4 separate regions of the Homo sapiens genome follow, and regions 1, 3 and 4 are each linked to region 2. A link is a loop called in an ENCODE intact Hi-C map of the cell type or tissue named here. Cell type or tissue: heart right ventricle. All regions are shown on one strand. Each heading gives the region's core, and the rest is flanking DNA. Links, peaks and the distances in the headings are about the cores only.

Region 1 (7,598 bases), core at 1,602-5,601, 390 kb after region 2:
GATTAGGATTAGTCTATTTGCACTGTTTCAGGTGGTAGCCAGGGTAGTAAAAGCTCATTACCTCTTATATGAAAACTTTGGGCTAGCATTTCAGAATTCAGAATTTTGGGATCTCAGCAAGCTAATATGGCAAATATATGGTATATTGTATTAAAATCCCCAGTGGGGTTTGATGCATCAACCTGTAGTCAAACACATAGACATTTCTGTAGCAGAATCAATGGATGCTCCCATTAGGTTTTTCAAATAAAGACTATAAATAGCTTCACATCAGTTCAGATCAGGTGTCACTACCAAATGAATTCAGACCATGTTAAGTATTGTCAACCAAATGAGTAATAAAGAAACTTGTGGGTTTGGAAAGTGGATAAGAGGCTGTGGCCTATACTCATTGGCTAATTCAGGCAATTCTGCTTTGTTCCACACTGTGTATAGTTTTACCTGCCTGTAGCCTAGCCCCTCCCCTTAACCTTCCCATTAGGAGATTTCTGGAGGGAACAAGCAAAAAACACACACTTTTTTTTTTTTTTTTCACCTGCACACCATTCAGCAGCATTTTCATCACCTTCCCACCAGACAAGGAAACGGGCTTCAGATCCTGTGGGAGTTTGAACTGGGAGTAAAATTATATAGGATATGCTTGCCTAGCAGAGTAGAAGAGAGTACAAGGCAAACACCATATGAGTTTGCAGTTTTACCAGTAAGATAATGATTCAGTTATGGAGGATAGCTCCTATGGTTTTGTATAACATTAATTTGGGTTTTCAGGGATGACAAAACTTATTTAGAAGCTGACTCAGGGGATAAATTTTGATTTAGCAAACAGTCTCAGAGAACGGTGTTTCAAAGACAACCACCTTGTCCAGGAGTCTGCCTTTGAAAAAACTGAGAAACAACCAGTTTTGATGGATTCTTTCATTCTCTATAGGCCTTCACTAGATCCCCATCCCATCCTAGGATTCTCTACCATTCTAGAACAAAATTCCCACTCACTAGTTGACATGGACTCAGAAAGAAAGCTAAGCAATAGTGTATTTACTCTCCAAATATGACCATTGATTATCTAACATACGTTTTCACCAAAGTACTTTTATTGTAGAGGATGTCAGAGGTATTAAAGAAGCCACACCCCTAGTGACAAATACCTTTACTGCCTCCTGTTTTACCTTACACATTTGTGAGAATTTAAAAATCTATACAATAAATTATTCTTTTTAACACAAACATAAATTTTCCTCAAACATTTTTAAGAATAATTAATACACCAGGAAGATAATTTATGCTTATCTGGGGCCTTGCATATTCACTATCAGCATGGCCAGGATCCAGGAGGTCACATGTACCTGTCTGAGAAACATGAAATTGATGTGTTGTCCTCTGAGCTATCCCTGAAAGAGTAGACTTCAGGTACTATATTGACGACTGTCTACCTCATCTTACAACCCCCAACTGGATCAAGTAACCACAGATCTTGGTTATAGAAGACAAGGGTTTAACAGGACACTAATAGCAATTATGTCATGTTCTAAACCTTTTGTTTTTATTTGCTTGGAAGCTGAGGCCCAGGAAAGTTGAAGGACTTCCTCAAGGTCACAGAATCAGGACTAGTTTCTAGACCTCCTAACTCCAATCCCATTTGAACTTAGGGGGTAGTATATGACTGGTGTCTGACTGATACCAGTCAGAAAACAGATGGGTTGTGTGGATGAATCAGCTACACTTCTATCCTTTTCACATAACCCAGACAGTTCAAAGGAGTTGGAGATGCATTTGCTGTATTTTGCTTTTTGCAAAGGATAAGTGTCTCTTCCCAACTTTTATGATTTGAATAATGATTTAACAATGAAGATCCTGGAAACACAAACTCTATGGGAGGTTGGTAAACTTTTATTTATAAGATATGCTTATAAATAAAGGATATCTTTATTTTCAGTGCTGGGCTGCTCAGGATTAGACTAGAGTGAAGAAAACTGGATTGTATTTAGATTTTTCTGATATATTTGAAAGCTGAAAAGAAAGTATAGGAAATAAATACTTTTTTTTCATTTAAGATTTTAAAAGGAATTTAAGTGCTTGTTAAAAAAAAAGTTGCCTCTTGACTGTCGGTAATCTTTTCGGCAGACATAGAAAGGGAAACCTTTATACCTTTGTATTTTTAGTTCCTAACAAAGGACAACTGTGCATGAATGGGGAGAACATTAACCCCCACTTGCCCTCAAATGTAACCTGTGATCACATTGTGCCAACTACACCAGTGAGCACCAACAAATATAGTTATTAATTGAGGTTTCTCAAACATCTGGACTTTTGGCACCCAGAACCAAAATAGCTGGACATTTGTTTGAATTCTCTACTTGTTTTCCAAGCTTGACATTGAGTCAGAATAATAGCAGTTATAGACTACTTCCTATATGCCAGAGTCAGGCTAAATGTTTTACCTGTATTAGCTTGTTTAACCTTCACAACCATCAAATGAGTCCTAAAGTATGAATGATTCCTTTTAGAGATGAGGGTACTGAGGCTCAGAGAAGGAAGCACAGAGCTGATATGAGAACACTGTCTGTCTGATTATAAACCCTGAACTGAGAGTGTTTCATTTTGGCAAAATGACTACAGAGGGCAACAAATGATATAAATCCAATTTGTAGCTACCCTACTAAAAGAAAGAGTGACTGTACAATATCTGAGTTAATAACATTACTCAGTAGTATCACCATTGTTAGCAAATTTGATAATTTGGGGAAAATTTTTCCTTCTCTTGAATTACTCTGATGCATTCAAATTCACCTGATAATTGTGTATTACATGTATTACCCTTTGAGTATTAAAACAACTGAAAATACCTGCATCTTTGTCAGATTAAATAATTTAGAAAATGAAAAAATACACAAAAACAAATTAAATAAACATAAGACTCAATCCCTGGGTTAAAGATGAATATTGCAGTTTTCTTTACTAGTTAGTGGCTAGAGTTTTAACTAGGTAACCTTGAGCAAGTTACTTAATCTCTTAAGCCTCAGTTTTCTCATCTTTAAAACACAAATGATAACAAAACCTACTTTAGCCTACTTTGCTAAAGGATGGAATAAAAAAATGCATGTAAAGTGCTTAACACAGTGCCTGGCTTATAGCATGGTTTCAAAACATAGTTAATTATCTGTCATAACTTAAGCTGGTACCATGGGAGAACTGGAATTCAGAAGTACACCTGAGGTCTACTCCCACCAATGGGGTGGGGGGCTGGGGTGGGTCACTGGAGAGCAGAGAAACCTCATGCAACTTTCACCCTTTCTCCTTGTTTCTGGATCTTCAGTCGCAGAAGTAAGCCAGCTTCACTTCCTCTGTTACTACTGCCCCCTGCTGGCTGGGGAGGGAAAGATGCGATGGCAGAGCTGAAATTGTTTGCTTTCCTTTCTCTGCTTCTCACACTTCTCTGTGCCAGGTCTTCAGGTTTCTTTAAATATTAAAGCTGACTAACCCTAGCCTCCTGTAAAAGGATGTGAGAGCATGAATATGATCACTCTCTCTTTAGTACTGTAAAATTTTATGGTTATGTAGAAATTCAATGTTAAAAAAACCCCAACAACTCTATGATGAAATTTCTCTGGATAAATAATTAGTTATGCCCAGAGACACATTGTGGGGGCAGTGCATTTTTTGACCTTTCAACATAGACAGATGGTTTACGCATCTTCAGCATTCAGAGTTTTCTGAGGAGCATTATATAATCTCAGTGTGGTCACCAAATGAAATAAGAAATTCCTCATTTGGCAGATGGAGCTTGCGTATCGAGTTCATAAACTTTAATACTTCTCCCAAGTCCAAAATCAGAGACAACCTGCTCCCAAGTCAGTTTCCCATTTGCACTTAATTAGGGAGTGTGTTTTGGAGGTCAGTGAAAACCAGTGGAGTATGTTTTCATAATAACTTCCCTCACAATAAAATTATTTGGGAGGCAGCTATCCAACTTTTTCTGGAATGAGGGCAAGAAAAATGGGGACACAAAGTGAAGTTATTGGATACCTTATCTGGAACTGCCCAAAATGTTGACTGAGATCCAAAGAACACACAGTACCTTCTGGATCAGGGAAAAGGAGCCAAATGTTTTTATAGTCCCAACAATTTTCTTAACTACAATTTTGCTTCATTTCTAACAACGAAGTGAAGTACTTTTAAGGATTCCAAATACTAGAGAACAAAAGCCTTCTCAGAGTTGTAATCATGTCATACAGAAATAGAGACAGTAAGTATCCTGGTTAAGGAAAATGTGAATATGTGGATGAACAAAAGTGACTGGTAGTTAGGACAGGTAGCCAGACTGTCACTTACTGGCTGGATGCTTTTGTGTATTTGGGTTTAACAAAGATAACATGGTGAGTCCCAAACATGTTGCACCTCACTTTATAAAGTGTGATATCACTGTAGCTGTAGGAAAGTGTATTGTGCTTGTATTAGCCTTTTTCTAAAATGTCCTAGAATAATTCTAAGTCACAAATCAAATTAGAGAGAGTAAACTTCCTTAATAGATTAAGAAATCAAATTCTGATAGACTAGTACTTCTTTGTAGTTTTTTAAATAATATTTTTGCTATTTTTTCTGAGACAGAATTTTGCTCTTGTCACCCAGGCTGGAGTGCAATGGTGCAATCTCGGCTCACTGAAACCTCTGCCTCCCGGGGGTCAAGCTATTCTCCTACCTCAGCTTCCCGAATAGCTGGGACTACAGGCATGTGCCACCACGCCCAGCTAATTTTCTTTTCCTTTCTTTTTTTTTTTTTTTTGTATTTTTAGTAGAGATGAGGCTTCTCCATGTTGGCCAGGCTGGTCTCAAACTCCTGACCTCAGGTGATCCACCCACCTCGGCCTCCCACAGTATTGGGATTACAGGCGTGAGCCACTGCACCTGGACTATTTTTGCTATTTCTAAATTGCATTTGGCTTTTATAACTCCCATCAATCTAGAAGGACATGGCAAGATCCATAAATTTCTGAATTGTGGTTGGTGAACTTTTATCTCAATATGAAGCTGATGGCTGCAATATGTTGAAAGGATTTTCAACCTCATATACAGAATATGGTTAACTGTTTCCTCTTTCTCTTACTCGTACACACACACACACACACACACACACACAATGACTTGAGGTAAGATTTGTTATAATTATACTGTGTATGTTCAGTGAGAAATTGTTCTGAGATGAAGTCCTGAGGCTTCTCAACCAAATTTCTCTCAAAGGCAGTTCATATGTCAAGTTGTTACATTCACCAAATGACTGAAGTGTAACCATAACAAGGGAGCATGACCCATGCATCAGAATGAATACACTATTTCTCTTTAGTCTCTTAATTTAATAGTGATGATAACAAGGAATTTGTTATACTTCGTTTCCAATATTTGGCAGATCATTTGGATTATGGCCTTTATAAGTTACCTGTACGTAAATCACCCTAAATTCAGTTCAGCTGGTATTTTTCAGTGGCAACAGAAGTAACTTCATTTTATATATTAATTGTATGAGGTTTTGATATTTCAGGCTGCTATTTTAGGTCATGTACTGTGTGGTAGGCAGCTGCTAAGATGTCCCCCACTTATCCCTGTCTCCTGGTATTGACGCTGTTCTCTTCAGTATCACTGAACTTACATCTAATGAATAGAACATGATAGAAAACGATGGGATGTTCTTAACAAGGTTAGGTTAGAAAAAGACTGTGGCTTCTGTCTTGGATGCCCTCTCTGGATCTCTCTCTCTGGGAGCCTTCAGGCTTTGGGAAGTATGCTGCCATATTGTATATGGCCCTATGGGGAGATGCCCAGATGACAAAAACCAACCAACCAAACAAAACCCACAAAACCTAAAAATAAAAAATAAACCCTTATAAACCTGGTCAACAGCCAGTGAGTACCTGAAGCTTGCCAAGAGTCGCATGAGCAGTCTTGGAAGCAGATCCTCCCCTAGTCAGGCTTTGAGATGACTGCAGCCCCAGCTCATACCATCATTGCAGCTTTGCAAGAGACCTGGAACCAGAATGCACTCAGCTAAGCCATGCCCAGATTCTTGACTCATAGAAATTGTGAGATTGTAAATGTTTGTTATTCTGAACAGCTAAGTTTTGGGCATATTTGTTACATAGCAATTGATAACTTACAAACCTCTCTAAGTCTATGGATGGCTAAATATCACAGAGTAGCCATCCTTAAGAATAGTCAGAATAGTCAGTGATCAAATACTCTGATCCATATTCTTTGGCAGAAATTATAAGCCAGGTCTTCATCTAAAAGAAGAAATGTGATTCCGGGCAAGATGGCCTAATGGGAACAGCTCTGGTCTGCAGCTCCCAGCAAGACCAACGCAGAAGGCAGGTGATTTCTGCATTTCCAACTGAGGTACCCAGTTCATCTCATTGGGACTGGTTAGACAGTGGGTGCAGTGCATAGAGGGCGAGCTGAAGCAGGGTGGGGCATCACCTCACCTGGGAAGTGCAAGGGGTCAGCGAACTCCCTCCCCTAGCCAAGAGAAGCCCCAAGGGACTGTGCTGTGAGGAATGGTGCATTTGAGCCCAGATACTACACTTTTCCCACAGTCTTCGAAACCCACAGACCAGGAGATTCCCTAGGGTGCCTACACCACCAGGGCCCTGGGTTTCAAGCACAAAACTGGGTAGCCATTTGGGCAGACACTGAGCTAGCTGCAGGAGGTTTTTTTTTGTTGTTGTTGTTTTTTCATTTCAGTGGTACCCAGAACACCAGCAAGACAGATCTGTTCAATCCCCTGAAAAGGGTGCTGAAGCCAGGGAGCCAAGTGGTCTAGCTCAGCAGATCCCACACCCATGGAGCCCAACAAGCTAAGATCCATGGGCTTGAAATTCTTGCTGCCAGCACGGCAGTCTGAAGTCAACCTGGGATGCTCAAGCTTGATGGGGGGAGGGACGTCCACCATTACTGAGGCTTGAGTAGGCAGTCTTCCCCTCATAGTGTAAACAAAGCCGCCAGGAAGTTCTGACTGGGCTGAGCCCACTGCAGCACTGCAAAGCCACTGTAGCCAGACTGCCTCTCTAGATTCCTCTTTGGGCAGGGCATCTCTGAAAGAAAGGCAGCATCCCCAGTCAGGGGCTTATAGATAAAACTCCCATCTCCCTGGGTCAGAGCACCTGGGGGAAGGGGCGGCTGTGAGCGTGGCTTCTGCAGACTTAAACTTTCCTGCCTGATGGCCCTGAAAAGAGCAGTGGATCTTCCAGCACAGCGCTCAAGCTCTGCTAAGGGACAGACTGCCTCCTCAAGTGGGTCCCTGACCCCCATACCTCCTGATGGGGAGACACCTCACAGAAGAAGTAGACAGACACCTCATACAGGAGAGCTCTGGCTGGCATCCAGTGGGTGCCCCTCTGGGATGAAGCTTCCAGAGGAAGGAGCAGACAGCAATCTTTGCTGTTCTGCAGCCTCTGCTGGTGATACACAGGCAAACAGGGTCTGGAGTGTACCCCCAGCACACTCCAGCAGACCTGCAGAAGAGGGGCCTACTGTTAGAAGGAAAACTAACAAACAGAAAGCAATAGCATCAACATCAACAAAAAGGATTACCATGCAAAAATCCCATCCGA
Region 2 (7,598 bases), core at 2,148-6,147:
AAGAAAAAAAGGATAAATGAGTACATTTTAAAAATGTGTCACAATCTTCATAAATAGAATCTGGGTGATAATTACGTGGGGTTTATTGCACTATTCTACTTTTATGTTTACTTTAAAATTTCTTAAGGAAAAATTTTAGGTGAAAGACACAGTACCGAGAATCATTTTAAATTGTATATAAAGATAGTCAAGATGCTGTGTTGATTTTACAAAGTTGATTATAAAATAGCACTATTTACTTTTTCATTTTTATTTGATTTTACTTTTTAAAAAACATATAAATGCACATGAGTAGATAAAAGGCTGAAAGGATATAAAACAAAATGGAGATACTCTTTTGGTATAGTCATAGAATTATGGAAAAGGGTTATTCTCATATGCAGTCTCTAAACTTTCTATAATTACTCTGCATTACTTTCGTGAAAACAACAATAACAGTTTAGCATACAAGCACTTCAGAGCTGATATCTGCCAAATTTGGGACCCAGGAAATTGCTGAAACTCTGAAAATGAACTAAGGGTGCTTCTCTTCATTGGTCCCTTTGACATTGAATGCTGAGTCACAGGCCAGGTGTCAGGTCTCTTCTCTACAGCCCCTGAGACCCTTCCTTGGCTTTGTGTAAGACCCTTCCTTGGCTTTGGTCCTGACTTGGCCTCCCCAGGTGTATCTTGTAGAAGGGAGGGCCCTGGGAACCTTGAGGAAGGAATGCAGTTGAGATGTGACTATCTTGTATCCAAACCATCATGAACGAGCGCATGACAGAGAGGTTGCTCTAGGCTTTGTGGAGCAGGACTCATTCCCTGTAACGTGAGGTTGTCTGCCTCCCCTTCCTTCCACCTCTCACCAACCTCATGGCCTTTTTGGGGGCCAATGATTCAGTCATCTTTGATCAACAACCAATCCCTCCCTGACAATTCTACTGTCCCAGATCTGGCCCCATCTCTGGGCAAGCTGAAGCCCTGGGCTGGAGGGCTGTCATCCCCGCTGTCACCTCACCCCTGAGCATGAGGCTGTGGCCTGACCTCTCTGGCCAGCACCTGTCATCCTATAGGAGATAAGTCCCAGAGTGTGGGCCAGGCTGCAGCAAGGTTAGCAGGTGGCCATGAGGGCCTAGGCCACCTGGCAGAGAGACAGTGGTCAGCAGGGAAGTCAAACAGGGTGGGTGGAGGGAATTACGGAGAAGGGGGTTTGTGGTACTCAAGGAATCCTTAGGTGGATAGCAAGCAGCTGGTCTCTACCTGGCTCCAACAGCGTTGGGTGTGATTTGCATCAACATTCAAAGAGGGGGCTACAGACCAGCCTAAGGGAATCCCAACATTTTGAGAGATGTTTCTCAATACTCAAAACATTAACAACTTTTCTGTAAAAAGCTAATATTGTGGAGCATTTAAGATTGGTATATTTCATTCCATGTAACTTTCACCTCAAAAAAAAAAGCAAATAATGGTTTTTACTCTAGGTAATAATATTCAAGCTGAACTGTTCAGAGTTGAAATGTACTGGTGTCTGCAACTTACTTGGAAATGCAAAAAGACAATACAGTGGATTGATGGATAGATACATGTGTGATAAAGAAAACATAGTCAAGGGCAGGCACGATGGCTCATGCCTGTAATCCCAGCACTTTGGGAGGCTGAGGCTGGTGGATAACTTGAGGTCAGGAGTTCGAGACCAGCCTGGCCAACATAGTGAAACTCTGTTTCTACTAAAAATACAAAACTTAGCTGGGCATGGTGGTGGTCACTTGTATTTGCAGCTACTCGGGTGGCTGAGGTAGGAGAATCCTTTGAATCCGAGAGGTGGAGGTTGTAGTGAGCTGAGATTGTGCCACTGCACTCCAATTTGGATGACAGAGTGAGACTCTGTCTCACAAAAACAAACAAACAAACAAAAAAACAAATATATATAGTCAAGTGTTAAGCTCAGAATTCAAGCAGCGGGTAAATGGGTGTTTGCTGTAAAATTATTTCACCATTTGCCTGCTTGAGAATTTTCATAGTAAAATTTTGGGGGGAAATGTCACTATATGTGACAGAACATTGATGAGAGGACCAGGGTTATAGCTATTCTTTGAAATGCGCTCACTCACCATCAGAACAAACCAGAATTCAGTCTTCCTGTTTTCCATGGCCACAGAGGAGCTACTAGGGGCAGAAAGCAGGGTGGGCCAGCGGGAAGATCCCGGGCTGGGAGTCAGGAGACCTGGATGTGCAGCACACCGACTGCTGTGCTCCTACCCCTGCCCGCACTCAGACCCTGAGTGTTCTTCCCTATAAAATAAAGGAGGCAGGACAGAAATAGATGATTCTGTGTAAATCAGCCAAGTGGTTTGGGGAATTGGCTGTCATCCTTTTTTGTCCATCTTGTTCTTTCTCTTCCCCCTGTGTGTTGCTCGGTGTGGGGCATCCTTCCCTCTGGATTTAGAAGGTTTATGCTCTTGCAGAAACAGCCTCCGCAAAGCACTTCACGTGTTTGGGCTTGTTCTCTGCATCTTCAGTGCCCCCCTTCCTCCATTGGGAGCCTGTGTTTATAGAAGGAGGATAATTGACCCTAAACACAGAGTGAGGGTGGGAAGGCGGGGGGCGCAAGGAGCCAGCACACCCCCCTGATCTTCCGCAGGCTTTGTGAAGCCCAACAATCTGGCCCTAATTGCTTCTAATACCCCAGGAGACAGTGCGGCCAGCCTAGGTGTCTTCTCCTATCTCTTACTGAGATTTAAATTGCCATGGATGTGTAATTTATGTTCTTCCCAAGACAGGTGGTCATAAATCGGGAAGAGAAAGGCCTGGCCACATCCCATAAATCATGGGAAGGGAAGCAAACAGTGGTGTCCACAGCCTCTCTGCTATTGGGCAGGTTGCTCAGAGCTACACCACTTTCTGCCTCTGGGCACTCATGGTGCCCATGGCTGGGGTTGCTTCTGGAATGCCAGCGCTCAGCTGGGAGACCTCTGTGCCTGACCAGCCCTGCCTCCTGATGTTAGTCACCCACAGGCAGAGCCCGCGGTGGTACAGCAGTGGGAGGAAAAGAAATACAGAGGCATAGGGAAGCCTTTGTCTGTAAAATGCTCACAGCGGGAGGCACAGTGGAGGCATGTCTGCTAACAGGAAGATATGAAAATGGAATTTTTCTTTTCTTTCTTAAGGGAAAGTGACGTACACACTGATCCCCATGGTTGAAGGAATGGCTGGAGTCTGCCGTTGTTGCTTCCATGACATTTTGCCCCTAATGGAAAGAATATAGCACAGTTACTGCATGGGTACTCAAAAAAAAAAACGTTTTGCTGGATGCACGAATACTGTGACAGTAATGACATTTGCCAGCAGCCACTTGTGTCAGGCTGTGCTCTGCTGAGCTAAACACAGAATATATAGCAGTGGTAACTCCATGGGAGGAGGCAGACTCTCCACCCTAGTCTGGCTCTGTCACCTCCTAATTGTGTGACATTGGCAAGTCGCTTAGGCTCTTCAAGTCACAGTTTCTTTATTGGTATAAACTGGACTTGTAATACCTCTTCTGGTAGACTGGAATAAGGCAAGATATAGGATTTTTATAGATGATAAAATACTGTACACAGTGACCATGTAAGCTGCGGTCATTGAGAGTCACTGTTTATAAACTTGACACCTTCTGAGAGGAGGAGAAGCCTGACCACACTTCTTCCCATACTCAGAGGCTGCTTTAAATGAAACCTAACACGAACTTGCCCAGCGGCCAGCCTCTGGAGGTTCAGTGTGGCACCTCTCCCAGGAACGTTCACGATGCCGTCTAATTCTTCAATTTAATTTAATTTAATTTAATTTATTTATTTATTGAGACAGAGTCTTACTCTGTCACCCAGGCTGGAGCACAGTGGAGCAATCTCAGCTCTCTGCAACCTCCGCCTCCTGGGTTCAAGCAATCCTCATGCCTCAGTCTCCCAAGTAGCTGGGATTACAGGCATGCGCCTCTACGCCTGGCTAATTTTTGTATTTTTAGTAGAGACAGGGTTTCACCATGTTGACCAGTCTGGTCTCAAAGTCCTGACCTCAGGTGACGTGTCTGCCTTGGCTTCCCAAAGTATTGGGATTAACAATGCTGTTTAATTCTTAACCTGGCCATAGAGATAGGCAGTCATGAGGCCTCAGGAATGGCTTCTGCCGCTGGTGACTTATGGTCCCATGAACGCCAGTGGTGGGATCGGGCAGTGACCAGATACTCTGCCTGGAGTCATGGCCTGGACGTTGACCAGTGAATGCGTAAACCAGGCAGGGTAAACAAGGATCAGCCCTCTGTGGTGCACAGCACTTTAACGGTAACAAACTGTTTCCATTTACATTGCACCTTGTAAATAATAGAGACCTCGGTTTTAAGCTAAATAAAGTGTCTTGGGCTTCCTGCTCATTAGAATAGTTATGTTTCATGTTCATTTAAGGAGAAAGTGCACTAAGGAAGATTTTAAATGAGTTTTAATTTATTAATACCAACAGGAATACATATATGAAAAGTCACATATTTAAAAAATCGTAGAAGACCCATGTATGAAAGAATACTGTTTCAGAGTGTTGAACTTAGTGTGCGCACGAATTCATAGACTGCTTGCAATACCTCTTAGTGCCACAAGGCGCCGCTAGTGACCTCGTTGAGTCTTCCCACAGCCTGGAGGCGGGCTTCCGCAGCAGTAGCAAGAGGAGGTGGTGCAGGAGGCGGTGAGAGCCCGCAGCAAAACCAGGCAGCTGTAGGAAAGCCCTGGCAGGCCGGCCCACCGAGAACCCCTTTTCCACTCCCATAGCTCTTCCCGCTTCTACTCCTAGACAGCGGAGTGGACCGCCACCTGTGAGCCGGTGACCACACCTGCACTTTCACAAAGCAGCTCCCTCACCCCGACCTGTGCAGTTTAGGGAGGCTGTGCCGAGAGGGGCAGCCGCTCTTTACGGTCCTCTGCTCCTCATTACCTGGTGGGGGAGTGAGTGTGTCTGTGCTTGGTTGGCAGGAAGGGATAGGTGAAAAATGTAAGTGGCTAGAAATTGGTGTAGGTGACTAAATTGTGAGACCCCTCGGTTCTTCTCAGGCCTGTGGGTGTACTCAGGAGGATGTCGACGACCAGGGTTACATCCTGGGTGGGAAGAGTCCACTAGACTCTGAAGTCAGCCAGGCCTGGGCTCTGGCCCCAGCTGGATCCTTTAGATCTGTGATCTCAGGCAAGTCTGTTACTCCCCCTGAGACTTAACTGTAAAATGAAGAAAAGGCAAATTCCCACATAAGCAGGTTGTAAGGATTAAAAAAGAGAACATGTGTAAAGTTCCTTATAAACTATCCATGTGTGATGCGCAGAACTCCAACTCTCAATTTCTCCCCAAGATAATGAGAGTCTGGACTCTTAGACTGCAGAGCTTGGCAGCAACGGAAACACCCATACAAGCAGCTGATGTGTCCCCTGTTCCTGAAGAGGTCACCCTCTGACAGATAGATCTCAGAATGTCATGAATGTTGCATGCTGAAAGAGGAGAGCCAGGCTAGGAGAGATGCCTGGTTTGTCAGGTCCAAGGGCATTGCAGAAACCTGATTACAGAGAGAGGAAATACTCTTGGCAAGGCAGGGAAGCCTGCATCAGCAGCTTGTTATTTTCATTCATCCATTCATTTGTTCATTCATTGTTCAACCAACATTATTTTTGAGTGGTTACAGTGTATGTGTGAGGCACTGTTCCAGGCCATGAGAATGCAACAGAGAACAAAGTGGACACAGTGCTGCCTACAGGATGTTTACAGTCTGGGGAAGGAGCTGCAGGTCTCCAGAAGGTGGTTCTAGATTTGACTCTCTGTTTTCTCCTTAACAATTTCTGATTTGAAGAACAACATTAGAACCAAGTTGTTGCAGTCACTTTTTCACTTTTTTTTAAAGCAAGGCAGAATAAAATGAATGATTTATCTAAAATGTTTTAAATATAAAAATGATGTAAAATTAGGGTTAGATTAAATAAAAAACTGAAGGTTAACTTCTTCCCAGTGGGGAAGGTGGGGGAATCTTGCCATGTGAGTCCCACACATCTGCTCATGTACCCTCTCCCTGCGTCTTCTTTAATTTTCTGCTGGACAAAAATATTCATATTTATACTGCCTCTGACAGACGGTTTTACTCATGAGCATACTAATCCAGCCAGCAAACAATGGTGGGTCACAGGTGATGTAGGAGGCCCGGCATTGGGCGTGAGCAGTACAAGGGCATTAATCACAGTTCCTGTTCTCCAGGGACTCTGCCTTGTAGAACAGACAAACTTGTGCCCTGACATTACAGGACAAGATGTGTGAGTATTGGAGGGGCAAAGAGAATTGAGGAGGGGGAATTACTCGTAGCTGGGGGAACCTGGGCTTCCTTCCTGGGAGATGTGGTGTTTGATTTGGGCCTTGAGGCAGGTACAATTCTAAAGCATGGGGACCTGGAGGAGGAGCATCCCACAGGAATCACAGAGGACTTACCGAGTCAGTACAATGCAAAGCAAGGTGAAATCCAGCAGAGAGCTGCAGAGGCACAGGTAAGGAGCAGATGGCAACAGGTCTGAAAAAGCAGGCTGGGGCCAGGTAGAGCCCTACATACCAGGCTGAATAGTTGGAATGTTATTCTTTAGGCACTGGAGAGCCACGGAAGGTTTGTGAGCCTAGGAATGATAAGACCAGAACACAATTAAAACAGTGATATAGTGCAGTGTCAACAATGAATTGAAAACAGGTAGAGAATGAGGAAAAGAGGTTGGTTAAGAAGTTATTATGATAGTCTGAGCATGCTGGAAGCAAGATCGTGACAGTCGGAATGAGGAAAAGCAAGCCAAGTCAAATGATGTTGTACAGGAAGAACCTTGGAACTCGGCAGCTGCGGACAGGCTGTGGGAAGAGAGGACAGTGGTGTAAAGGATGGGCTCCCAGCCCAAGTGACGGCTAGGATGGTGGTTCAGGTGACAGACATGGAGGAGACAGGAGGAAAGATGCCTAGGGCAAAGGAAGATGATAAAGTATGTCTAGACACATTGAGTATCTAATTTTTTTTTTTTTTGAGACGGAGTCTTGCTCCATTGCCCAGGCTGGAGCGCAGTGGCACAATCTCCGCTCACTGCAAGCTCCGCCTCCCAAGTTGATGCCATTCTCCCACCTCAGCCTCCCGAGTAGCTGGGACTACAGGCACCTGCCACCACTCCTGGCTAATTTTTTGTATTTTTAGTAGAGATGAGGTTTCACCGTGTTAGTCAGGATGGTCTTGATCTCCATCCTGGTTGTGATCTGCCAGCCTCGGCCTCCCAAAGTGCTGGGATTACAGGCATGAGCCACCACACCTGGCCAAGTATCTAACGTCTTAATGCCGAAAGGGGGAACATGAAGGTAGAGAAAAGATGTGGGGATGTGGCCATTGCTTATGCTTCTGTCGTTGTTTGCTGGGCAGGCTGTTCACTGCCCCACTCCAGGAGGCGCTGTTCTGTTGAGCTTTGACGGGATGGTGCCCTCTCGAGCTGTGCGTGCGGAGGCCCTGTGTGGGATGGAAGCCACGTGCTGGTTGAGCTCTTGCATCCGCTTGGCTGTGACTCATCATGATCTTTTCCTATTGCAGTTATCGCCAGTGTGACCCT
Region 3 (7,598 bases), core at 2,191-6,190, 1.6 Mb after region 2:
TCTGCTAATGTGAGCTGTAAATCTCTAAGACGTACTACACTTTTCAGGCTTCCCAGGCCACCATGACCACAAAACTCTTATCATGGAACATCACTCAGTAATGTTCTGTGGTTTGCCATTTAGAAAATGATGCTTTAAAATAAAGAGAAAATAGCAGTTAGATGCCACAGCTACTCAAATGATCTCTTCTTCTGGAGTCTGTAATTGGCCATTATTTCCCTTTAGGAAAACCATCACGAAAAAAAGAGAATCCAGAATCAATTTTCTTCCCCAAAACTACTCTATAAAAGGACTGCTTATCCCAACCCTTGCATTTTCCTAGATATGGACCCTCAAGCACTACATACTGCCTGAGCCTTTGCCACTCACATCCCTGCCGATATTCCTCGGCACTTGCTTCTCTGGAAGGCACTGAAGCCAAAAATAAAAGTAGAGGGGTAAATGGCCAAACACTTTTTAGGTTTCTGTCTGATTTTATGCTCCACATATGAATTTACACCAAATAGAGATTCCTGGGCCAATTTGTAGCTGCAGAGAAATTTTCAGCCATCTTATTAACTTTGCATGCCCTTGTTAAAAAAAAAAAAAAAAAAAAGCAGGCTACAGATTTCCATCACCAATTGGCAAAGAAAGGAACAAAGGACCAGAGCCCAGAGCAGTTGAGCCAGAGAGCAAACTACCACCAGAGGAGGGTGCAGCCTCCCCAAGCATGTAGTTTAGCCCAAAATTGAATTCTATGATCATCACTTCTATTCATCAGTGTAGATCCTGGCCTGTTGTGAAACAAGCCAATACTGCTGGCAAGTAGGTTTCATTTTGTAGAGGAAGAGAATTAATATGCACACTCAGTCTTTCCAAAACTATCTATCAGGTATGAAGAGCCACCACAGACACTTTTGTCCAATAAAGTCCTGCCTAGAGTCCCGCCTAATAGCTTTACACTTTCGTTTGTGGATTAGATTCAAGCACAGTTTATCCCTTCATGCAGATGAGAATGTCAGACAGCTCACCTACACCTCTGTGCCCTGAATCCAGGGGCACACTTAATCCTGCTGCTAGGTCAGATGCACAGCACACATGTGTCGACCTGGAGAGGTGGATGAGTGGGAAAGAAAAGGGGCTTTGAAAATAAGGGTTAATGTTACCAAGGCTCGGCATCAAAATCCCCCTCTGCACATCTTTGTTTCCCCTTCCCAGCTCTCTCCAGCTGCATTCCTCTACTCTTAGTAATATCCCAGGGCCTAGAGCAGTGCCAATCCTATTAGAGTTGAGAGACTAGGATGGAGGTAGCTAGGTACTCTCTAGGGGACTCCCTCACCAATTTCCTCATAGCCATTCCAGGGAGGTAGAAACCAAGCTCTAGACAAGACTCTGGAGACAAGGGCCCCGCCTTCCTTGGGTCACTCATGCCTGAGTCCAGCCCTCTGCACCACAGAAGTGGGAATCAAACCACTAGGATCACCTGACTCTTGGTCCTTGGAGGTTGGGGTGAGGGAGAGTGGCAAGAGTCATGAGGAAACTGTGGCACTCAGACTACAAAAATTGTGATAAATCTGCGTATGAATATCTGTCTTTCACCCAGTCACTTCATGTAGAACATCATACTATCCCAAGCAGACCCTTCAAACTAAATAGTAAATCCACTAACACAAAATCAATCACATTTACCCGTCTGTGTTAGTCCATTTTGCATTTCAAAGGAATATCTGAGGCTGAGCAGTTTATAAAGAAAAGATGTTTATTTGGACTCATGTTTCTGCAGACAGTACAAGAAGCACAATGCCAACAACTGCTTCTGGTGAGGGCCTCAGGATGCTTACAGTCATGGCAGAAGGTGAAGGGGAAGCAGGTGTGTCACAAGGCAAGAGAGAGAATAAGACAGAGAGGAGGAGGTGCCAGACTCCTTTTAACAAATAGCTCTTGCATGAACTAATAGAGCAAAACCTCACTTATCACCATGGAGATGGCACTAAGCCATTCTTGAGAAAGCCACCTCCATGACCCAACACCTCCCGCTATGCCCCATCTCCAACACACTGGAGATCATATTTCAACATGAGATTTGGAGGGGACAAATATCCAAACCATATCACCATCCTTCAATGGTCAGCTCCTCTCTGTAGCCATCTCAGCCCTCCCTCCCTCCTCATGTCCCCTCATCTGTGTTCCTGAGCACCCTATACCCACCTCTGGGACAGTCCATGCACATGGCAGCATGAGTCGTGCATTTATGTAACTATCTTTTCTGCGAAGCTGGGTTCCCCCGAGGCAGGGTCCAAGCCTCAGGCATTGGTAGCTCTCCAATATCATGCCCTGTTCCTGGCATATGGTGGGTCCTCATGTTGGTGGTCACTGTTAAAGCCCAATCATAAAGCCAGATGGAGTGATGTTACCAGGTCTTAGATGTCAGAAGGTCCTTGTGCCTTGACATAGGTCCAGCATAAGCTGTTATAATATACACCAAATACATGGGACCCTCTTAGGTTCCCTTTCCTTTTCCAGACACAAGTCCTTTGACACACGTCAGTGTTGTTCCTGTCGATTCAGTACCCCATCCCCAAGTTCTGACCTGCAGAGGCATGATGAAGCATTTTCATCGCTGTGGTGAATCTTATTAATATCGGCACACAGATTGGCCTATTCATCAGTGCATATAAAAAACTAGCCACAGAAAAGGAAAAACTTGACCATAGGCCAAGGAGTTTGCGGGGCTTATATTTATCCAAATTATTTTGGCATTAATACCATGCTGCAAAGTCTACAAAATCAAAAACGCGGAACTCTGGAAATGAGCAAGGTTAAACTAAGACCCGTTGCTGTAGTTATTTGCAATTACCACTCACTGCCTGAGTCTGCAGTGAGCTGCCCAGCAATAGCCTGTGCTCCCCTGGGATTCTGCCCATGAGGTCCCTGGTGCCACCTGCAGCCTCCCAATGCCATCTCCAGCCTGGGAAAGAGAGTGAGCATAGGCATGGGAGGCATTAACCAGAGAGAGGATGCATACAGTAATGAGATCAAAGTGGAGGTGAGGGCTTGTGCATTCAGGTCTGTGGATCAGGCTGATGATAGCAGACAAAAGTACAGGAAGGATGCTTACTTCTTGACATCAGTCTTCCAATAACGTGGCCAAGAGTCGAAGCTCTGCTCACCACTCACAAACTGTGAACGTTTGGGCAAGTTACTTATCCTCTCTGGGCCAGTCTCCTCATCCGTAAACTTGGAAATCATGGCCCCTGTGTCACAGGGCTGTCATGAGGATCAAGTTAACAATATATAAAAGTGTGTTTGAACAGTGTCTGGGGCATGATATGTGTTACAAGCTTGTTGTTATCTTTATCTGGACTCGGTCCTCCTTTCTGATCACCTTACTAGGTGACATCACATTCAGCTTTTATTCATTCATTCAATAAACACCTACTGAGTGCAGCTAGAGCACACTTTCCTCTGCAGGGCCAAACCCAAACTCTTTCAAGGCCCAACTCTCCATGAAGCTTTTCCAGTTATCCCCCATGGACGTGACCATCCCCTCCTCCTCACTTCATTTTTTCCTCTCTTTTAGCACTTAATCCTTTTAAGTTCAAATCATAGCTTAAAGCTTCCTGAGGACAGAACCAGTGTCTGATTCATTTTTATGTTTCCCACAGCATCATCTCTCACACTGAGTGTGAAGTCATTAAATAGTGTGGAATGAATAAAGGAAAACTTAGGATGAAAAGCAGGAAAAAGCAGCTCTCTGGGCTTCTCATCACCAGAGCCTGTTTTTAAAAGGTAGCTAGGAGACCATAAATTGAACCGTCTACAAAAATTATTTTGTACTTAGTTTATGCACTGCACAAACCAACACATAATTTTTTTAAATGAGAAAACCCAATGTCTTCACCATAGGATCTAATAATCAAGAAAAAGGGAAGAACCCAGTGCCCGTTTGCAGTCCTGAATGCTGCTCCCCCATCCCTGCTCCAGGGTCACCGAGCTTCTAGTGAATCCAAGCACCTAACTGCCACCAGACTCCCTGTGGTTCTGCTGAGGCCTTCCCACTGCCCACAGTGCTGGGGTGAAACCTGCCTTGCCCTCCCTAAAACTCTCACTCTCTCATAAAGCTTACCATCTCATCTCACATTTCACCATGATTTGGGGGCCACAGAATGAATGTCCCCATTTCCTCCACTTTATCCCCATCCTTTTTCCTTCCACCACATCTGAGAAGACCAACCACTCTCCCTTCCAAAGGCCCTCTTTCCTGGGCTCAGGTTATCCTCCCCTGGTTCTGACTTCCCCAATCTTGCTTTCCTCCCTCCAGCCTTTTCCCCTCTTCCACTTATTAGGACAATCTCTACTCCTGCACAAACTTAAGCAGTTTACTTAACCTCAACTATAAAAGCTAAGGTAATTTTTGGTTTAGGTTTTTCTTGATTTTTCAGAAAGACAGGCAGGATCTTGCTCTGTTGCCCAGGCTGGAGTACAGTGGTGCAATCATGGCTCACTGAAGCTTTGAACTCCTGGGCTCAAGCAATCCTCCTGCCTCAGCCTCCCAAAACAATGGGATTACAAGCATAAGCTGCTGTGCCCAGACAAAAACTAAGATAATAATAAAACTCATCTCTCAGATCACACGTGAGAAAGGATTTGCAAAGCAAAGAGCTTACAAAAATGTTAGGCATTTTCATGTCTTCCTGTGGACAGAGATCACCATTTTTAATTCCTCTTTGGATCATCCACAATGTCTTTTAAAGGGTATGGCATATAGTAGGAATTCAATAGATGAGGCACATATTGGCTTAATGAGTAAGCCCTGGTATGAATGAATCAAAACCCGCACATCCATTTCACTGATCAATTTATCTCTAAGTGAGAGTGTTTGGCCTTAACACCTTACTCTCAATCAAGTGAGAAAATTCCTGCTGGGTGGACCCCCTCTCTCAGAAAAGAGTCTTTTGGGTCAAATTGGTAATGAAGTTGTAATCTGAAACAGTTTCACACCTGAGCTCCTAACAACTCTAGGAGAAAATTCAGCTGTTGGGTGTGGCTAAGATTCATAAATATCATCAATTTGTTAAGAACTTAGATTATAATCAACCATAGAGCTAATCTGTTAGTTACAGAACACTGTTTTGGGGGGTATTTTGGTTATTTTGTTTTGTTTTGTTGAGACAGCATCTTGCTTTGTCACCCAGGCTGGAGTGCAGTGGCATGATCATGGTTCACTGCAGCCTTCCTGTGCTCAAGAGATCCTCCTGTCTCAGCCTCCTGAGTAGCTGGGACCACAGGTGTGTGCCACCATGCCCAGCTAACATTTTTATTTTATTTTATTTTTTGCAGAGATGGGGGTCTTACTATGTTGCCCAAGCTGGTCTCAAACTCCTGAGCTCAAGTGATATTCCTTCCTCTCCTCCCAAAGGATTGCAATCACAGGTGTGACCCACTGCACCCAGCAGAACATTGTTTTAATGCTGTGGTATATAAATTTGTTGATTTCTTTAGGCCAGTGCATATATATTACTTGTTGATGTAAATAATCTGTTATATGAATTTGTTGGTTTTGCTCATCTGTGTACCCTAGGTCTTCAGAAGCTCTGATGAGCAGGGTGTCACATATACCCAGGCCTCCCCAACGTTAAGGGACAAAACACCTTTCCTATCACACACACTGCTGCCCCCTTAGACTGCCATCCTATACCTTGCTTTCCTTCTCTTATCAAACCCCCGTCACAATAGCCTGCAATACTCCAATATTTGAAGCTCCTGAAATATCATCAGTTCTGCTCCACTCAGCTGCATTCTCCAATGACCTAATTACCAAATTCAGCGCATTTTATTTGATTTTCTACAATGTTTCAAACTGCTAGCCAGCCCATCTGTTTTGAACCTCTTGCCTTCTTTCCCAGACAAGATAACATCTCTGTGCTCCCATTGTTCCTCAGCCCCAACCTGCACCTCATTTCCCAAACTTCAGGCCCCAGCTGCTGATCCCCTAGGTCCTAGGGGCTCACACACCCTTTGGCTTCAGCAGCAACTTTTTTTTTTTTTTTTTTTTGAGATGGAGCCTCACTCTGTAGCCCAGGCTGGAGTACAGTGGCACAATCTCAGCTCACTGCAACTTCCGCCTCCCAGGTTGAAGCGATTCTCCTGCCTCAGCCTCCTGAGTAGCTGGGATTACAGGCATGTGCCACCACACCCGGGTAATTTTTATATTTTCAGTAGAGATGGGGTTTCACCATGTTGGCCAGGCTGGTCTCCAACTCCTGATCTCAAATGATCCACCCACCTTGGCCTCCCAAAGTGCTGGGATTATAGGCGTGAGCCACCATGCCCAGCCCAGCAGCACCTTAACGAGGACACACATCTCCAACTCAGGCCTCCCCCAGGCTGCAGCCTGGAATGTCCAGCGGCATGTGGAACTCCACCTGGGTGGCCTGCAGCTCAGCAGGCCCAACACAGGATCAGTCTCCAGTTTCCCAAACCAGCTTGTCCCTTGACTCACATTCCTCATCAGGAGCCAGGCTCTGTTCTGTCACATATCCCACAAGAACAGACTGGGTGCCCACCCTGTGTGGGCATTGCCCAGGGGCGGGGGCTGCAGCATTGAACAGGACAGGGCCGCTGTCCTCATGGATGGGGGAACCCACACGGTAAGCCAAAAATAAACATAAAATATTACATCAGGTGGTGATGAACGCTATGAACAAAAATACAACAGGCTTAGGAGATCATGGCGGGGAGGCCTCCATTTTCTTTTCTTTTTCTTACCATTTTAGGAGTTTATAGTGTTTCACACAGATATTGAACACTCTGGGTCAAGATGAGCTCATTCAGTAAGGGAACCTGGAGAAAGAAAAGAAGCAGGGGACCTGTCCCGGGATGTGTCGACATTCAGAGATTTGGAGGAGAATGAAAAGGCACCACACCTGGGCCAGGTGTGGTGGCTCACGCCTGTAATCCCAACACTTTGGGAGGCTGAGGGAGGTGGATCACCTGAGGTCAGGAGTTCGAGACCAGCCTGGCCAACATGGTGAAACCCCGTCTCTACTAAAAATACAAAAATTAGCCAGGAGTAGTGGCACACACCTATAATCCCAGCTACTTGGGAGGCTGAGACAGGAGAATCACTTGAACCCGGAGGCGGAGGTTGCAGTGAGCCAAGATCACACCATTGCACTCCAGCCTGGGCAACAGAGTGAGACACCATCTCAAAAACAAACAAACAAACCAAAAACAGAAAAAAAAAACAAAAAGGCAGCCTGGAGACAGAAGGAGCTGTTGCTGCCTGAAAGTTAGAAGAAAATCAGGAGTGCACTTTCCCAGAAGCAAAGCAAAGAAACATCCCTAGAAGAGTCGGCGGAGCCCAGGGCCCCAGTAGGGTGAAGACAGCATCGGCCATTGGCTTTGGCAACCTGGAGCTCGAAAGAGGAGACAAGGGTAGTTTCAGTGGTGCATGGGAGGGAACCCGTGAGAGAATGGGAAGTGAGGGATGAAGCAGACACAGCAAGAGCACACAGCCCTTCTCAGGAGCTTTAAGAGAAACAGGAGCAGAGAAATGGAGCAGGAGTTAAAACTAAGTCTAACATGAGGCGTTTTATGTTAGGAGATTCCAGCATATT
Region 4 (7,598 bases), core at 1,942-5,941, 630 kb after region 2:
CTGGCTCCCTCTGATGTCTGTCTGCTGTACCATGGGTCCTCTAAAACAGCAGCATGCTCCCAGCTCGTTCTTGTTCTCAGCTTCCCCCAAAGAGCTAGAGTATGCTTGTTCCATCAGCACCCCAAGTTGAGTTAGACAAAAACCAGTTGCTGATGAAAAGTCAGAAAGCTTGATATATATTCCACTCTTCTCTTTCTCCCCTGAGAGGCCACTTCAGCCCTATATGCTCTACTGTAAGCCCTCTGAAGCAGCAATAAGCTTCCCATCTCTATTTTGTTCTCAGTGGCTCCCAGAAATCTAGAGTATGCTGGCTCCAATCAGTGCTCTGAGACAGGTGAAACAGAAGCCAGTCCCTCAGGTACCTCCCAAAAAGTCAGAACATTGGACATACAGCTGAAACTTCTTTTTTCCTCCTTAGGGAGAGGCTGGGAGCTAGGAGTTTCTTCCCAAATGTGTGGTGCTGTGACAAGGGGAGAGATTATGGTATTAAGGTGCCATAAATTTTTCTAATGGCTTTGATATGGCTGATTTCTGCATTCACTTGGGGTGCAGAAGCCTCTTAACTGGTTTCTACTTTATCATAAAGGGAATTGGTCTATATATTGTTGAATCAGTGTTTCCACTGGAGGAAAGAAGTGTCTGGGGCTTCATACTCTACCATCTGGATAATGTCAGTCTCAAAGTGTGCTTTTAAGGTCATGGCAACAAAGTGAGGTAAGGCATTAATACCAAGATCCCTAGTATGGAGCAAACCCAGGACAGAGAGATTGGTCCTGGTGATGTCATTTGGTCATTGAATTAAGCTATGCCTGAAGTCTACACATGCATTTATGCAAACCAATTAGTTCTCTTTTTGTTTAAGCTATTTGGCCTAGGTGCTCAGTTACTTAGAATTTGAAGAGTCCTCAGTGATAAAGTTGTGATGTAGGATTTTTTTCTTTTTAACTGTATTCTGTAAATGTAGTTATTACATAATGAGTTCTTTGCTCCTTGTAATGCTATCAAGAATTATCGTAACCTAGTTTTAATTTACTATTTCTGTCCTCATCTCTTGCTACTTTTGTTCCATGCACATATGCTCCAGCTACATTATTCTACGCTTTGTCTGCAAGCATATAATTACATGCTGTATGATTTTTCATGGTATTCTTTATTTTTTCCTAAAATGCCTTCTACCACCTCATGGCTATCAAAAAACTAGTTAAACACTATGGACAAGCTTAAATATCCACTTATGGGTGATTGTCAGGATCAACCCTCTGAACTGCTGAAATTGTGTTCACATTATTATAATTCAATAATTCGATATTTTTAATGAGTTGAGGGACCCATTTGCTATCACATTAGATAAGGAGCCCCTTGATGGTAAGACCCATATCTGTTAATTTACATGCCCATTATTGAATGCTGGCTGACATTCAATAAATATTTAGTGAATTAATAAACAAATGACCACCTTAAGTGGAAAATAGCAAGATGAATGTAAAGGTTTATAGTCAGCAAACTAGTCAGAGCTCAGCAAATAAATGAAAGAATACAAAGAACTTCCTTGACCTTGAAGTTATCTTTCAGACTTTAAAGGGGCCCTTTCCACTTAAGCAGGCTTGTTATTTTCACAGTTTTATGAAGCAATATGAACCTGTTGGATTTCTTTTCAAAGCATAGTAACTAGACCAGTATTGACATCCTTAAAAAAAAAAACAAATTTTTCTCCACCATTTTATCTTGCCTAATGAAAAACCCATTCATTTAGCCTTTTGGCAATTGTTATAACATGCACTCTGGGATTTTTAAGAATAGTTTTCAAAGGAAACAGAGAGGTGGTTCCTCTCCATTTCATTCTAGCCACAGTTAACCTAAGCATTTAGAAGTTTTCCTTCCAGATTTCTACTGCTTTTATTTCTTTTCCTATGTTCATTCATCACCATAGATGCTATGGTAGGAGAGAAAGCGGTTTCAGTTGCAGAACTTGCTTCCTGTTAATACTTCCATTACAGAACATTTTGGAAACAGATGCAATGACTTAAATATAATAATAAAAGTAAAATAATTATATCCAGACAACTAAAGCCAAGTGAAAATAATTTTGCAAAGTGAATTTTTATTTTCCTCTTCATATAATAGATACATTGATATCAGTCCTTACCTCTCTGCTCACATCCATTAGTTTAATAAATAATATTGGAGATATAATTTGCATGGTAATTTTATGTAAACATGTAGATCACTATGTTTCACCTCCATTGCAAAAACATGACTTATTATTTCATGTATTGTAGTGACGATGCTCTCTAAACATAACAATTTTATATTGAAAGCACATTACATGACATAAAACAGAAATTTGTTTTATTTCACAAATGCCTGCAGCGTAACATATTTCCACGTTATTCAATAGGATCCAGAAGTGTATTTAGGAGATGGCTCACAAAATTCTTTTCACTGGCTTAATAGCTTTTTGAGAGAGGAGACTGGTTCCTAATCATTTTTATTCTATTCACAGCATGAAGTTCACAGTGAGTAATAAAAAGTTTGATCAAATTAATGAACAAATGAACGTATTGTAAAAAATAGTGTTAAAAACACAAAATTGCCAGGCGTGGTGGCTCACGCCTGTAATCCCAGCACTTTGGGAGGCCAAGGCGGGCAAATCACGAGGTCAGAGATCGAGACCATCCTATCCTGGCTAACATGGTGAAACCCCGTCTCTACTAAAAATACAAAAATTAGCTGGGCATGGTGGCGGACGCCTGTAGTCCCAGCTACTCGGGAGGCTGAGGCAGGAGGATGGCGTGAACCCGGGAGGTGGAGCTTGCAGTGAGCCAAGATCGCGCCACTGCACTCCAGCCTGGGCGACAGAGCAAGACTCTGTCTCAAAAAAAAAAAAAAAAAAAAAAGAAAAAAGAAAAGAAAAAACAAAAAACACAAAATTTGGGAACAAACTGAGCTTTAGTAAGCATTGTCTATAAATATTTGAGGGAACAGAAATGAGAAGCCAACATTGGTGAGAGCACCACCCAATAAAGAGCTTGATAGATATAGTCACCGGAGAAACTTATTTTAATGTTTCAAAGGTATCAAAACAATAAATGAAACCAAATAAAACTTAAAAATAACAACCAAAAGGAAAGTCTTCAGTCTCCACGCAGTGCTTTGATGTAATATATTTATGTTTTCTTCCTCCTCAGGCCTCACTAAAATAGTTGCATAGGATGGTACAGTTCTTTCTCTTAAAGTACTTCTGTACTAGGTAATTTTTTTAAGTCTCTTCTATATATAATTTATTTAAAGATATAAAGGGCCTCTAGGGCTCTCAGGGACCTCCATGTTTTGGCAAGGAAGAGAATGAAAACAGAAGGTTCCTAAAATTATGGAAACTATTTTTTGGGTAACTTAAAGCAAAACAAAACAAATGAACAACAAACAAAAGTAGAGAGATATAAAAGATATCCCTGAAACTGTTTAATCTGGTGACCTTTCTTTACAGACCAAAAGAGCACTTCTTTTCTAAGATTGACATAAATGCATAAATTGTGCATCCTAAACCTTACTGGAGTTATCTAATTCTACTATAATGTCACTTCCAATTATGGGACAAAAAAAGTCAAATCTTATTCTTGCACTTCCTGGTAGAGATATTTTTCACCTGTATCAGGGCCTAGAATTGAAACTGGAAAATAAGCTACAATAGAAACTGAACTATGAAATTGAACTACAGAGTACAGAAGCCAGCTCAGAATACAATTCGTCTGTTTTTACCAAAAACCATGTTCCTGGGAACATACACCTGTTTGCATGCTAAGAATCTTGAAATTTAAAAAAAAAGCATGATAAAATTTAGGAAGAGGACAATTTTTTTTTCACCATTCCCCAAATCTATTGGCCATTTACTCCCCCAATTAGTTTTTCCAAACAACTTTAGAAGATCAACACAAGGTTCAATTGATTATCCTACTTAGATAAGGAATTGTAAATTATTAAGTTTGGCTTTGAGACTTCACTTTACATTTGCACATTTATACTTACATATATACCCATATCTAAAAAATTGCTTTCATTTTTAAAATAATCCCACAGTCAAGTAGTACACCATCATCCAAGCAAGACTGCTTGTGTGAAGATAGACACCTGGTGGTCAATATGTAGAACTGCAGCTCAGGAAAGACCTAGATTTCTTTGAGGTTGTCTCTTGTTTTTTCCCCATTTCCCACTGCTTTCTGGGTACAGATTGCTGTTGATGGTGGACATACTGCAGCTGTGTGTGAGTGAGTCTCAAGTTCAAGTCAAGAGATTTCCAGAACAGTTACATCAACTCCATGAAAGCTTCAGGTCACAAGTTTTCTGAATTATTTGGAGAGCCAACCAATGTAGCATGCTAAGAATTTTTAAAAGTTACTAAAATCTCTTAAGCAAGAAGTTGAACAGGAGCCTCAGTGTTTGGGAGTAAGGGTTAATCTCCACCTACAAATTTCTGCATTTCCTCTGTCAGGATAATAAGCTTCTGTTTCCTTTGGGGAAGAAAAAAGAAGTGTCGATTCCTTTGTCACCACAAAAGCAAGCATTTTGAGCTTTTAAATATGGCCCTGCCCCTGAACCGACCCTGCCTCGTGTCTAAGTGCTTTTCTCCAAATTGAACCTCACAAGACAAAAATACATAACTTAAAGAAATGGCAAGCTAAAATCTCTCTATTTTTTTGTTACTCCTGGCTATTAATTTTATTCTCTTCAATTTTTAAGTCTTGAGATAAGCTTCTGGAAGCAGATACAGAATAGTTTCTAACTTTCTCAGAGTACACTTGGTTTTAGACAGGGAGTGGAATCATAGCATGGGTTCTCACTCTACTTGCATCGGTAAAGGAGGAGGAAAGACATGCATCAGAAGGACAAATGTGTGAGTTGGCTCTATGTCTGATGAAGTGACACACTACAGTGCCGGAGATGCCCTGATTTCCCATTAAGCTACTACAGAGAAAGGCATAGCTTAGTCGCATGGGCTGAATTCCTTATGGTACAATTATAGGCACAGTCACACCTGAAATGACCAGACATCGTGGTCAGAATGCCCTTTGCTTAACTTCTATTGGGCCTTTGCTCTGTGCCAGCCACTGTGCACAGGCTGCCCCAAATCATGCCACAAGCCCTGTCTTTCTTCTTGTTTCCAGTTGGCCCAGATGGACACACAGCATCCCAGTCCTGGCAAGCAGAGGGCTGGGGTGTCCTTGCTTGGGTCTAACCCTGGCCTCCCATCCTGTTTCTAACCGATGTGTGTACTCATATACATACATCATCATGTGAAAGTCAAGGCCTTCTCCAATATTTAGAGGCTGACTGGTCAGTAGTTTTATCACCAGAAAGAAGAATGGGAAAAGATATCAAGAAACCTCCTTTGTCATGAGAGAAACATATTAATTTGGATTGAATAATGTAGTAAATATAGTGACCCCTCTTTCCATCCTCAGTCAAATTAATGTGAACTTCTGGCCAGGTTTGGGGACACTGGAAGAAGACTTCCTCGTTGCGACTATGAGAACTATCATATCACAAGAACCATTTAAATGTCAGATGCACAATCCTCTTTCTGAAACCCTTGTGAACAAATCCACTATTCAGAATTCAGAATTTTCAGACGGTAGATATGTAACACAGTCTATACATTGAATATTGTGGAATACTCTGATCAGGGACTGGAGTAGGACCCCTAATTCAACACATGAAGAGTTCTATTACTGAATGTGTGGTGGTCACATCAGTAGGGATAAAATAAACAAAAGTAGTCTCGCATTGGTTCAGATCAGGCATTATCATCATATGATTCTAGCACACATGAAAAAACACTTGCTTATCAGACTATTTTTGAATATTTGATGGTGGATAGCAGACTGCGGTTCTGCCTGTGTGTGATGCAAGAGACATTCCCAGGCATGCAGCCCTGTCCAGAAGGCTCCTACAACTCTCCAAAATCAATAGGGCAAACTACACCACCAAGAAGGAAATCTATTATCAAGTAGCCCATTTTCTTTGTTCATCAAAAGGCAATGTATTCATCATAAAACTGTAAAACTTTTAGAAGAAAACATAGAAAAATATCTTCATTATCTGGGATTAGGAAAGGAATTTTAAATGATGCAAAAGCATGATACAAAAAAGAAAAAATGAAATTTTATCAAAATCAAAAACTTTTGCTCTGCTAAATCACTTCCAAGAGAATAAAAAGACAAGCCACAGACTAAAAGAAAATATTTTCAAATCTCCTATCTAACAGAGAACTTTATATCCAGATTACATAACAAACTCTCAAAACTCAACAATAAGAAATCAAATAACCCAATTAAAAATGAACAAAGAGATTGAACAGATGCTTCACCAAAGAAGACACAGGAGACTCCCCCACCATCGCCTCCTTAACCACAGGGGATACATTTCAAGACCCCCAGTGGATGCTTGAAACTGTGGATCGTACTGAACCCTAAATAACTACTCATAATAAAACAATTATAATAATTTACTATAATAAAAGTTATGTGAATGTGGTCTCTCCCTCATCTCATACTGCACTCACTCTTCTTCTTGTGATGATGTGAGATGATAAAATGACTATGCGATGGATGTGGTGACAGTAATCTGATAAGTGAGATGCCTACTCAGTGACTAACAGGCAAGTAGCCTATACAGCATGAATACACTGGACAGAGGGGATTCATGTCCCACGGAGCAGGGCTGCGCAAGATTTCATCACACTGCTCAGAACAGTGTGCAGTTTAAAACTTACGAATTGTTTGTTTCTGGAATTTTCTATTTAATATTTTCAGGACACAGTTGACTGCTGGTAACTGAAACTGCAAAAAGAAAAACCTTGGATAAGAGGGGACTGCTGTATAAAGTACGAGAAAAGATGTTTAATACCACAAGCCATTAAGGTAATGTGAATTTAAACAACAGTGAGCTACAACCACACACCTATCAGAATGTCCAAAATAAGGGCAGGCGTGGTGGCTCACACCTGTAATCCCAGCACTTTGGGAGGCCGAGGCAGGTGGATCAGCTGATGTCAGGAGTTCAAAACCAGCCTGGCCAAGAAGGTGAAACCCTATCTCTACTAAAAATAGAAAAAGAAAAAAAAATAGCTGGGCGTGGTGGCGCACGCCTGTAATCCCAGCTACTCTGGAGGCTAAGGCAGGAGAATTGCTTGAACGCGGGAGGCAGAGGTTGCAGTGAGCCAAGATCGCACCACTGCACTCCAGCCTGGGCAACAGAGAGACTCCGTCAAAAAAAAAGAATGTCCAAAATAAATACTGACAACACAGAGTGTTGACAAGGATGCTGAGTAAGTAGAATTCACATACATGATGGCTGGAATTGGAAAATGCTACAGCAACTCTGGATAATAGCTTGGCAGTTTCCTTATAAAGTGAAACATACATCTACGCTATAACTCCACAAGGCCGATCCTGAGTATTTACCCCAGGAAAATGAAAATGTATGTTCACATGAAACTGATAAACAAAACTTCAGAGTAGCTTTTTTTTTTTTTTTTTTTTTTTTTTTACACAGTAGCTTCAAACTGAAAATAACTTGAATGTCCCTCAATGAGTGAAAGG

Evidence for each region. Hi-C counts contacts between places; a loop is a spot of excess contacts. Peaks named below come from ENCODE experiments on the same cell type or tissue, not always from the same donor. Only the 100,000 strongest peaks of a DNase experiment are listed, where the experiment ranks them.
Region 1: a loop joins it to region 2, with 3 times the contacts of the local background. A loop is called at or near these places in 44 of 110 quality-filtered maps.
Region 3: it touches region 2 in a loop (11-fold over the local background); 16 of 110 quality-filtered maps call a loop at or near these places.
Region 4: a loop joins it to region 2, with 10 times the contacts of the local background. A loop is called at or near these places in 56 of 110 quality-filtered maps.

What each region holds. Positions count from the first base shown.
Region 1 is chr1:221,200,294-221,207,891 of GRCh38, forward strand. No RefSeq gene overlaps it. Among named protein-coding and RNA genes, the nearest start is that of LINC02817, 130 kb to the right of the region's middle. In heart right ventricle, for the core only: CTCF peaks have their summits at 3,365 (motif pointing left) and 3,568; a DNase peak (open chromatin) is centred at 3,348; H3K27ac peaks cover 2,350 bases.
Region 2 is chr1:220,805,713-220,813,310 of GRCh38, forward strand. It overlaps MTARC1 (mitochondrial amidoxime reducing component 1), which reads left to right. Exons shown (of 7, transcript NM_022746.4): 7 at 7,580-7,598. Among named protein-coding and RNA genes, the nearest start is that of LINC01352, 20 kb to the right of the region's middle. RefSeq lists an enhancer at 7,005-7,598. In heart right ventricle, for the core only: CTCF peaks have their summits at 4,598 and 5,434; a DNase peak (open chromatin) is centred at 4,629; H3K4me3 peaks cover 369 bases; H3K27ac peaks cover 830 bases.
Region 3 is chr1:222,443,741-222,451,338 of GRCh38, forward strand. No RefSeq gene overlaps it. Among named protein-coding and RNA genes, the nearest start is that of TRT-TGT2-1, 17 kb to the right of the region's middle. In heart right ventricle, for the core only: no CTCF peak of the experiment used is centred there; no DNase peak of the experiment used is centred there.
Region 4 is chr1:221,431,480-221,439,077 of GRCh38, forward strand. The region is part of intron 3 of LOC105372932 (a long non-coding RNA gene); the gene reads left to right. Among named protein-coding and RNA genes, the nearest start is that of LINC02817, 99 kb to the left of the region's middle. In heart right ventricle, for the core only: CTCF peaks have their summits at 4,128 (motif pointing left) and 4,332; no DNase peak of the experiment used is centred there; H3K27ac peaks cover 363 bases.